2 separate regions of the Mus musculus genome follow, and region 1 is linked to region 2. The links are chromatin loops, found by intact Hi-C in ENCODE. Cell type or tissue: left cerebral cortex. All regions are shown on one strand.

Region 1 (5,000 bases), 670 kb before region 2:
CTGGCAACTAAACTCAGGTCCTTTGGAAGAACTGTGGGCGTGTAGTCTAGGCTCCGCCCCACAGTTACCTGGCAACAGCTGCGTGTGCCTGGCTCATTATAAAAGGGGCTGCTCTTTCTTGCTCTGTCCTCTTGCTCCTGCTCGCCCCCCCCCCCCATTACCCTCTCCACTCTCTCCCCACGTGCTCATGGCCCGCCTCTACTCCTTTCTCTCTCTCTCTGCCTTTCTCTAACTCTACTTCCTCAACTCCCTTCCCCATTGCCCTGAATAAACTCTATTCTATACTATAACGCCCTTGTCGTGTGGCTAGTCCCTCACGGGGAAGGGATGGCTCAGCATGGGCCCGCAGAGGCACCCCACCGCACAGCCACCAAACACATTTCTTCTTGCCTTATCTTTTTATAAAACACAAGTACAATATATCCACTGTTATCTCTCCACATTATATCACGTGATATCTGTTGCTAAATCAGAACACAAGATGCAGTTTGCCTCAACAGTGTGTGTGTGTATGAATATGTGCGGTGTATGTGTATGTATGTGTGCTGTTGCACGTGTCTAGAGGACATTGGGTGGTCTGCTTTGCCACACTCCACCATATAGACCTCTGTGAGACAGGGTCTTTCACTGAGCCCGGAGCTAGGTGAGGCCAGCAAGACCGGCAGCCTCAGTTTTCCATCCGATAAAGTGTTGGTCAGGTCCAACATTTTAAGTGGATTTTGGGGCCTAGAACTGACACCCTCATCCTTGTGTGGCAAGTCTGTCTTTTTTTTTTTTTTTCTCGAGGCAGGGTTTCTCTATGTACCCCTGGCTGTCACTTGAATTCAGAGATCCCATTTGAATTCTACCCTCCCAAGCGCTGGGATTAAAGGCCTGCGCAGCGCCCCGTTAAGCCACCTAGTTATAAACTTTTCTCAGAGTTTAAATCTCATGGCGATGGAGTCAAAGCTAAAGGAAAAACTTCAAGAGTGTACGTCCTGTGCTTGAGGAAAACGAAGCTGGGTGTGGGTATTTATAAAACCACGCGAAGTAATAATGGGAAAGGAAGGGGACGGGAAGGTGCCGGACTGAAACCTGCTATTTCGTCACAGGACCGGGCAAGCGCCCAGCCTGTCCTTTGTTCCCTTTGTCAAAGTATCCCCTCTTGCCAGGAAGAGACCCAGTCTCGACCGAAGGTGGGGAAGGTGTTCCGACAAGCTAGCGTCCTGACTCTCACTTTTCCTGGGTTTCCTTTACTTAGCTTTCGGTAACTTACCGCAGCAGAAGTCCAGATGCAAATTTAGGGTTTCTCTTTTAAGTAGAACTGTGGCTTAGAACCGCAGGGGCCATTGTGCTGACTGTCAGTGCCACTGCAGAAAAATAGGAAATCCCACAGTGAGAAAACAAAAGGCGCTAAGGGAAGCAATCGGTTTTGGTGCAAACTGGAATGCAGAAGAGAAGAGCCCACCGGCGATTAGAGCGCCTACCTAGTTGTCTTCTCCCAAGGGTCGTCTACTAAGGAAATATTTTTTAAAACTAGAGAAAAATTGATAAGCATGAGATGGCCATTTAACCCTTATATTTAAGAAAAAGTCTAAAACCAATCCGAATAACCAAGGACAGGACTGTTTTCAAATGATGGAATTTTATTTACCCATCATTTAAATGCAAATTAATATATACGTTGTAAATTTAATTATAAAAAGATACACAGTAGAAAAAGTGTTGGGCAGAAATATGACAGTAGTATAAGTACTTTATTTGTTTTGACATATGTTCTCAAGTAATCCAGGTTGGCCTCAAACTTATTTCTGTTTATGTAAAACAACGTCTACCCCCAATCAATGCTATTTGTAATATCAAAATAGTTTTCACTTACACCAAGATAGTTGACCTTTCAAGAGGTTTTTTAGATTTCTTTTTCTTTCAGGTATTCATACTGCAGATGGTTGTGCGCCACCTTGTGGGTACTGGGAATCAAACAGAGGCCCCTCTGCGAGAGTCATAAGTGCCCTTAACCGCTGAGTCATCTTTCTAGCACAGGAAAATAGACTTTTATTAGGAAGTGAAGACCCGCCTTCAGTGTTCAGTCGATGTCTGACTACAGCACCAGATCCCAGCGTTTTGGAGATGCCAGTACCATGGGATGACCACCGAGAACAGCAGCAGCAGTGGAGGGGAGCTATCCAAAGCCTAGGAGACGGGCTGCGTGAGCTGCAGAGGGTGGATCCAGAGAAGTGGCCCAAGCCCTGGAGGAGCCCAGAAGATCTTGAGTGACTCCCAGACACTGGACACTGCAGTTACACAGTTGAAGTTTGGTTTTGCTCCGTTCAAATTGTGACTGTGCCCTGTCCCTTCCTGCTAAGTTTCAAATCAGGGCCAAGGCTGAGGCGCCTATTTAACATATCAAAGCATATCTGGCCTCCAGGTCCTTTCAGCATCCTTCAGTCCCTACTGGGTACGGATGTGGATGCCATGCCATGCTAGTTTGATACTGGCTAGTTTGATATCAACTTGACACAAGCTAGAGTCGTCAGTTAGGAGGGAGCCTCTGTTGAGAAAATGCCTTCAAAAGATCAGTCTGGAGGGCATTGTCTTATTTAGTGATTGATGGGGGAGGGCCCAGCCCATTGTGGATGGTGTTATCCCTGGGCTGATGGTCCTAAGTCCTATTAGAAAGCTGTCTGGGAAGGAAGCCAGCACCCCTCCACGGCCTCTGCATCAGCTCCAGCCCTGCCCTCCAGGTTCCTGCCCTGTGGGAGTTACTGGCCTGACTTTCTTCAGTGATTGACTACCGATGTGCAGGTGTAAGCCAAATACACCCTTTCCTCCCCAACTAGTTTTTAGTCACGGTGTTTCATTGCAGCAACTGAAATCCTAAGGCACAGGGTCTCCCTATGTTGTCTTGGCTGGCCTACAGTTTTCTGTACAGACCAAGCTGCGCTTGAACTCCCAGAGGTCCACCTGAATCTGCCCAGAGTGCTGGGATGAGAGGCGTGCACCACCATTCACTTTTCTATGTCCATCAGAAAATACATAACAGTATGTGTGCACATGTGTGTCACAGTGCGTGTTTGGAGGTCAGAGCACGGACTGGGCTGTGGGCTCTAGCCGTTCACCTTGTTTGAGACAGGCCCTCTTGTTGACCTAGGAGCTCCAGAATTGCAGATGTGAGCCTGTGGGCTTCACATGGACTCTAGGGATCCAAACTCAGGGCCTCACTAGGGGTTCACCCACTGAGCCGGCTCCCGACTTCTCTATTTAAATTTTAATAGTCTCATATGACACTGGAATGTTCCCTCAGACTACATGACAGTTTTATAGGAAGCTGGAGAACGGCCCTTTCCTTCCTCCAAGGGAGACCAGTGGTTCTCAACATGTGAGTCCTGACCCCTGAGTGGGTCAAATGACCCCCTCCTAGGGGTTGCCCAAGACCACTGGAAAACACGGATATTTACAACTAATAATAGTAGCAAAGACATGGTTATGAAGTAACAATGAAGTACTGTATGGCTGGAGGTCACCACAGCATGAGGAACTGTGTTAAAGGGTTAGGAAGGCTGAGAACCACTGCTCTCTTCCCTCTTGTCTTGCTCTCCAGTGCCTTTTGGTAATTTTAAATATTTTTGTAAAGAATTTTATTGAGCCAAACATTGACTTGCTAGGATCTACTTGGCAATTACTAGAACTTCCAAGTTTTGATTTATTTACTTATTAAACTAGGTCTCAGAATTTTCTTTTCTTTTAAAATTTATTTATTTATTATATGTAAGTATATTTTATATGTATTTATATGTATTATATGTAAGTATATATGTAAGTATTTATTTATTATATGTAAGTATACTGTAGCTGTCCTCAGACACTCCAGAAGAGGGAGTCAGATCTCATTACGGATGGTTGTGAGCCACCATGTGGTTGCTGGGAATTGAACTCCTGACCTTCGGAAGAACAGTCGGGTGCTCTTACTCACTGAACCATCTCACCAGCCCAACTCCCATCCCTCTTTGAGCAGCTACAGGACTGATTGCTTCTTTTCTTTATTCTTTTCTTCTCTTTCTCTCTCTCTCTCTCTCTCTCTCTCTCTCTCTCTCTTTCTTTCTTTTTTTTTTTGGAGACAGGGTTTCTCTGTATAGCTCTGGCTATCCTGGAACTCACTCTGTAGACCAAGCTGGCCTCTAACTCAGAGATCAGCCTAACTCTGCTTCTCAAGTACTGGGATAAAAGATGTGTGCTGCCACTAAGCAGCTCAAAATTCATTCCTAATCTGGGTTTTGGGAGTCTCCCTTCAAGTGTTAGAACTGTGTGTAACTAGACAAACTGCTTTCTTTAGAAGCAAGCAAGCAATTTAAACTGCTGGAGAAATGACCAAATAGAATCTGTTGACTGATTATAATACATATGGCTGCTGATTATATGATTATAATACATACGTTCCTTTGGAACTGTATTAATCTGCACCTAGAATTCATATCTCGAGAGTTCAAATAGTTATATGAGACACTTACATTTGAATATAGTATGAATTTTGGTTACAGGAAATTCATTCAAACTTACATTAGACTCAGGCATGTTAAAATTCATGAATTTTTCATTTACATCTTTTTACATAGTGCTGAAATGCATACAGGGAAGAAATGCAGGCTTGGTTCTATCTATATCTTGGGTCTATCTCTTAACTCCAGTAATCTAGCCTGTCTTTGATCCTACACTTTGATCCTTCTACACTTACTGCCAATTTGCTTTTATTTATACTTATACAATAAGCATTTTCCCAATGAGTTACCTATCCTTATAAATACGCTGTCTCCTGGATAGAGATCAAACATTGAATTTAAACCCACACACAGTAAATTCTCACACATGGTGATTTTTTTTTTCCCCTCAGTGCTTGCACCAAGATGCAGATGGACAAATCGATTTTTAATTTATTCCATTTTATGAATATGGCTGTTTTCTTTGGTGATTCCAGGGCTCAAAGGGCTCAGCAGTTCACTGTATGCATGGCTAAATCAATAGTT
Region 2 (5,000 bases):
CAGGAAGACCCACAGAACTAACTAACCTGGGACCAAACCATGAAGGGTCACAGAGCCTGGGCCACCAACCAGTTAGCATACAGGAGCTAGACCTAGACTCTCCACACATGTGTGGCAAATGTATAGCTTGCTCTCCATGTGGGTCCCCTAGCAAGTAGAGCAGGGGCTGTCTCAGTATCTGTTCCCTGCCATTGGATCCCCTTCCCCCTCTACTTGGCCTGCCTAGTTGGGTCTCAGTGGGAGAGAATGTGCCTAGACCTGCTGGGATTTCATGCCCCCAGGATGGGGTGGTACCTAAGGTGGGCTTCCCGTCTCTGAGGAGAAGGAGAAGGGGCAGTGTGGGGAGGGAATTTTAAGGGTGGAACTGGGAGGAGGGGAGGAAGGGGGCTGAGATCAGGATGTAAAGCGAATAAAAATAAACAAAGAAAAACAGCAGAAATGTATCTCTCACAGTTACGGTGGCTAAGAAATTCAGGAGCGGAGGCAACAGATTCAGGGTGCAGAGAAGGTGGGCACTCACAATGTTCCTACACCAATCTCACAGAGGAAAGAGCGTGCAGGGGAGGTGGCACTGGGGACCGGAGTGGGGATCTCTCTTGGTCCTTTCTTTCTTTCATGAGAACACTATGAGAGCTTTGCCTTCCTCGCCTGATCATCCCCAAAGTCTCTACCTACTGATGTCACCTCTCCGAGGTGAAGACGGTAGTGTCTCTATAGCTGTTGGAGCACTCTATCACGCCCCTGCGAGAAGGATAACTGTTTCTTGTGTTAACTTGCTTTTAATGCCCAGGCAGGGTGTGCGGAAACAAAGATCAGTCTTGGTTAGCTGTTTCTGGTGATTTGGGGAGGACACTGACCAGGGCCTCGTGAATGCTGAGCATTTTTAGCATGCTGAGGGAAACAGTGCTGCCTGGATTTGGGCTGATTTCCTCATTTTCCCTGCGTGGTTGGATCAGGGGACTGCAGCTTTAGAGCAAGTCTCCAGATCCTGGGCTTCTGATATATTGTTAAATAAAAGCATGCAGAGCTTTAGTTATCATCCAGATTTGTTATATCCTACATACTTTTAAAGAAAGTTCCTTGATCATCTTTATTGGGTGTGTGTGTGTGTGTGTGCATGTGTGTAAGTGTATGTGTGTGACAGTATATGTGTGTGTGTGTGTAGATATGTATGTGAGAGTGTATGTGTGTATGCCTGTGTATGTGTGTGTGTATATATATGTGTGTGAGTGTGTGTGTGTGTGTGTGTGTGTGTGTGTGTGTGTGTATACATGAGGCACATGTGGCAGTCAGAGGACAACTTGCTAGAGTCAGTTCTTTCCTTCCACCATGTTAGGCCCAGGGATTGAACTCAAGTGACTAGGCTTAGCGGCAGATACTCTCAGCCATTTCATTGGCCCATTGGAAGCTCAGTTTTTGCCAGTGTGAGTCATTTAGTTTGTTGATGCTAGATTTTGCTGGCCTACCTAAGCTCACAGCCTCAGTCCAGACACTCCCATTAAGTCAGACCAGTCTCTTTCTGTAGTCAGGGGTGAACAGCTCTCCTGTAGCTAATGTCGCTATTATAGCCACAGCTTAAATGTCCCAGTCAGTGATCAGACTATAAACAGGTGAACCTGGAATAGACACAGGTCCTGCTTAACAATTTGGGTGTATTGTGCTTCTTGGGTGCTGTGCTGAAAGATAATTTGCCTCAGGGAAGAAAGACTACACTCAATGAGCAACTCAGCACTCTGCTAGCTGTGAGAAGAATCTCTTTGTTGCACTGATAATTTCAGTTCAAGGGCTCCATTCCACTTGTGTGTGTGTGTGTGTGTGTGTGTGTGTGTATGTGTGTGTGCGTGCATGTGGGTGTGTCTCTGTGTGTGTTGGTGTGTTTTATTGATGTTTTAAGTTAGCCAAGCAGGCAGCACCAGGAAATGTGAGAACAGGAGTTCGGGACCTGTGAGTGAGTTGTGGCCTTACAATCCTTTTGGATGACGACAGGCGAAAGCTGACATTCCAGCCCTACTCCCCACCAGCCCTGGACCTCACTTGACCCACTGAGCTTCACCGGGCTTTAGTTTTCCAATCTGTGAACTTGACCCACCAAGCTTCACCAAGCTTCAGTTTTCCCTTCTGCGATGCTTTTTGGGTTTTGTTTCTCTTCTCTGCTTTTCGTTTCCGTTACCCCCGCCTCCCGTTTTTTAAGTTCTGAGGAACCCAGGACCTTGCTCAAGCAATGACTCTGCCACTGACATACACCCTCTGCCCTGATTCCTTATTTGAAAGTTGGACACCATCAAGCCTTCCGCCAAGCTTAAATGGTGATTGGTCAGTGCCCGGGGTAACACAGGCCACTGGTAAATGCATGTGGATAGCTACATCTCCGTGAAAGGACAGCCTTATTGAGCAGTGCGGCCCCTTTAAACGGTGTCTGGGAAGGGTTGGTGATGGGCTGTGTATTTTTTATGTGTTATTTACTTTCCCATCTCCTTAAAGACAAATCAAAGAGACATTACTACCCACACTTTACTCTGGACAGTCAGGTGAAGCTAAAAGGATCGCAAGGAGTGCCGGCTAGACTCAATAATTGACCAAGTAATTGACCAAAGAACATCCAACACAGCTGAGAAAACGCCTGCCTAGGACCTGAGAAATGCCTGGCCTGACACTGCCCTCTAGTGGTGGTAAAGATAATCTCTGCTACCCTCAATGATAGCCAGATGTAGGCGTACTGGTGTGCCAAGCAACACGCTAGCCTTTTCGTTGTGTGTCTTGAACACTCTCCAAGCTCCATGGCATTCTTAGATCTGCTTTGGACTATACTAAACATTTCAGGAATTCTGACACCGATGGCTCTGGAAGCCACGTAGGACAGGATGAAGATTTTACTGGTCATTTTTTCTGAGTCTTCATTCTCACAGACCACCACCAAGCACGCTGGTCCTTACTGGACTTTGCTCTCTTTTCCAGGACTTTAAATTCATATTTATATTTTATCATTTTTCACTCCATCGCTCCTTTCCTTCCTTGCTTTCATTCCTGTTCTTGGTTAGGTCACCAACTTCTCTTTACCCCAACCCTGTATGGTCACTGTGGTGAGCACTGGTCTCCAACACAGTTTCTCCCTCTTGAAGTACTTCCGACTACTCCCTGGGATATTCCTCTCACATCTCACCCGGGGTACACTCAGTGCCTTGTAGGGCCACCTTGGGCTGAGATGAGGGGCAAAGTATTTGCACCTAGTCTTAACTGGTCCAAGGACAGTGTCCCACCCATGACCACAGTGACAGATGCTCTGGGATCCAGGCTGGCTGGGGTAAAGCCTTGTCTGTGAGTTACTCATGCTGAGTCTCCTTTTGGTAGCCAAGCTGGGAAGAAACGGTCCTAGTATAGACACACTTCCTGGAAGGCGCTCCCTGGAAGGGCTGTTCAGGCTACATCAAGGAAGCTAACAGGAGAGAACAGGAGACATGGCATGTAGCAAGGTGAGTCCTGGGCAGGGTAGAGTGTGATTCACATCCTCAGCTCCCAGATTCCTCTTACACAGTGATAGCTACAGGACACACCATTGTGTCCCGACTCCACATGTCTTTCTTCCCATGCTGAAATATTTTCTTAAAGAAAATTCTGGCGTTATCATAAACATGGTCTGTGCCTGTCTTCATACTAAAGGGTTAGGGTTGGGGGATTCAAACATAGTTATAGTCAGCAAGACAGACCACCATCCCTGAGTGACATCTGACCCATCTAGGTAAGGTTTTCTGACTCTTTTTAAAAGTCTTAAATTCAGTTTCTTGTGCTTACGCGACAAGTGCTTTGCAGATTGAGCCATCGACATTACACCCCAGTGATTTTCTTCTAACCTACCCATGTACTAGGTACATTTTGAGGTTCTGCAATGAAGCAGTAAGCAAGAGAGACCAGTGGATTGAGATAACAGTCAAAAAGATGTAAATTACCCGGGAAGACAAACTCAGCAAGTAGAGCTGAGACGTTAAGAACCCACACTAGGGTGCAGCTTCACATGTCTGAGGAGGTATCTTAGAAGACAGGGATCACACCCCAGTGGCCATCTTGCGATGCTCCTGAGGCTGCCACACTGAAATCAAGTAGGGAAAAACGTCTTCCTTGGAGGAAAGAGAGCTCAGCACATTGAAAGACAAGGAGAGTCTGGCAGGGTAGGAAACAAGGGAGACACTATGAGAGAGGCTGACAGAGTGACGAGCCACTATGTGGATGCATAGCTTTATTCTACATATAAAGGGAGACATCCAATGATTCTCCTTCGAGGAAGACACTGCCTGAGACTTTGTGGGTTGGTGGATGTTTGGCCAGGGAAAACTTGTTCCTAATCTCTTAGACATGAGAGAAATTCAACCCTCGACTCTGTCCTCACCCTTTCTGTCTTGAGATTGAAGTTTAGTTTCTGATTGTGCTGAGTTATCTGCCTCCCCCACTCCACAGAGACCCCAGGATGGTTGCATTCCTCACATCCGTAAAAGCAGAAACAGCTGCCTTCCCATCCAGTAGCCTGAGAGATTTCCTCGAAACTGTATGGAGTGAATTGAGAAAGGCTAGGACAGAAGCTGGGAGACTGGATCAGGCCGTGTCACTGGGACCAGGGGTAAGCATTCAAGGAAATGAGAAGTGTCTGGCTCCACCCACAGAACTACGTGAGTTCTGTCCACCCCATCTGCTTGACTTGAGTTTGAGGCCCTTAAGAGTGTCCACCCTCTGTCATAACACCCACTGTGATGGTTTGTATATACTTGGGTCAGGGAGTGCCACTATTAGGAGGTGCGGTCCTGTTGGAGTAGGTGTGTCACTGTAGGTGTGGGCTTTAATATCCTAGCGCTAGCTGCCTGGAAGCCAGTCTTCTAGTAGCCTTCAGATGAAGATGTAGAACTCTCAGCATCTCCTGCACCACGCCTGCCTGGACTGCCATGTTCCCACCTTGATGATGATGGACTGAACCTCTGAACCTGTAAGCCAGCCCCAATTAAATGTTGTCCTTT

Evidence for each region. A loop is a pair of places that touch in the nucleus more often than their neighbours do. Peaks named below come from ENCODE experiments on the same cell type or tissue, not always from the same donor. Only the 100,000 strongest peaks of a DNase experiment are listed, where the experiment ranks them.
Region 1: it touches region 2 in a loop (4-fold over the local background); 8 of 42 quality-filtered maps call a loop at or near these places.

What each region holds. Positions count from the first base shown.
Region 1 is chr8:47,687,089-47,692,088 of GRCm38, reverse strand. It overlaps Gm31692 (a long non-coding RNA gene), which reads left to right. Exons shown (of 6, transcript XR_003947547.1): 2 at 1,910-3,589. It overlaps Gm31638 (a long non-coding RNA gene), which reads right to left. Exons shown (of 3, transcript XR_378945.3): 2 at 1,256-1,349. Among named protein-coding and RNA genes, the nearest start is that of Gm31638, 5.0 kb to the right of the region's middle. In left cerebral cortex, a CTCF peak has its summit at 1,948 (motif pointing left); no DNase peak of the experiment used is centred here; H3K4me3 peaks cover 516 bases; H3K27ac peaks cover 360 bases.
Region 2 is chr8:47,014,128-47,019,127 of GRCm38, reverse strand. The region is part of intron 1 of Enpp6 (ectonucleotide pyrophosphatase/phosphodiesterase 6); the gene reads right to left. Among named protein-coding and RNA genes, the nearest start is that of Enpp6, 30 kb to the right of the region's middle. In left cerebral cortex, a CTCF peak has its summit at 2,667 (motif pointing left); a DNase peak (open chromatin) is centred at 2,663.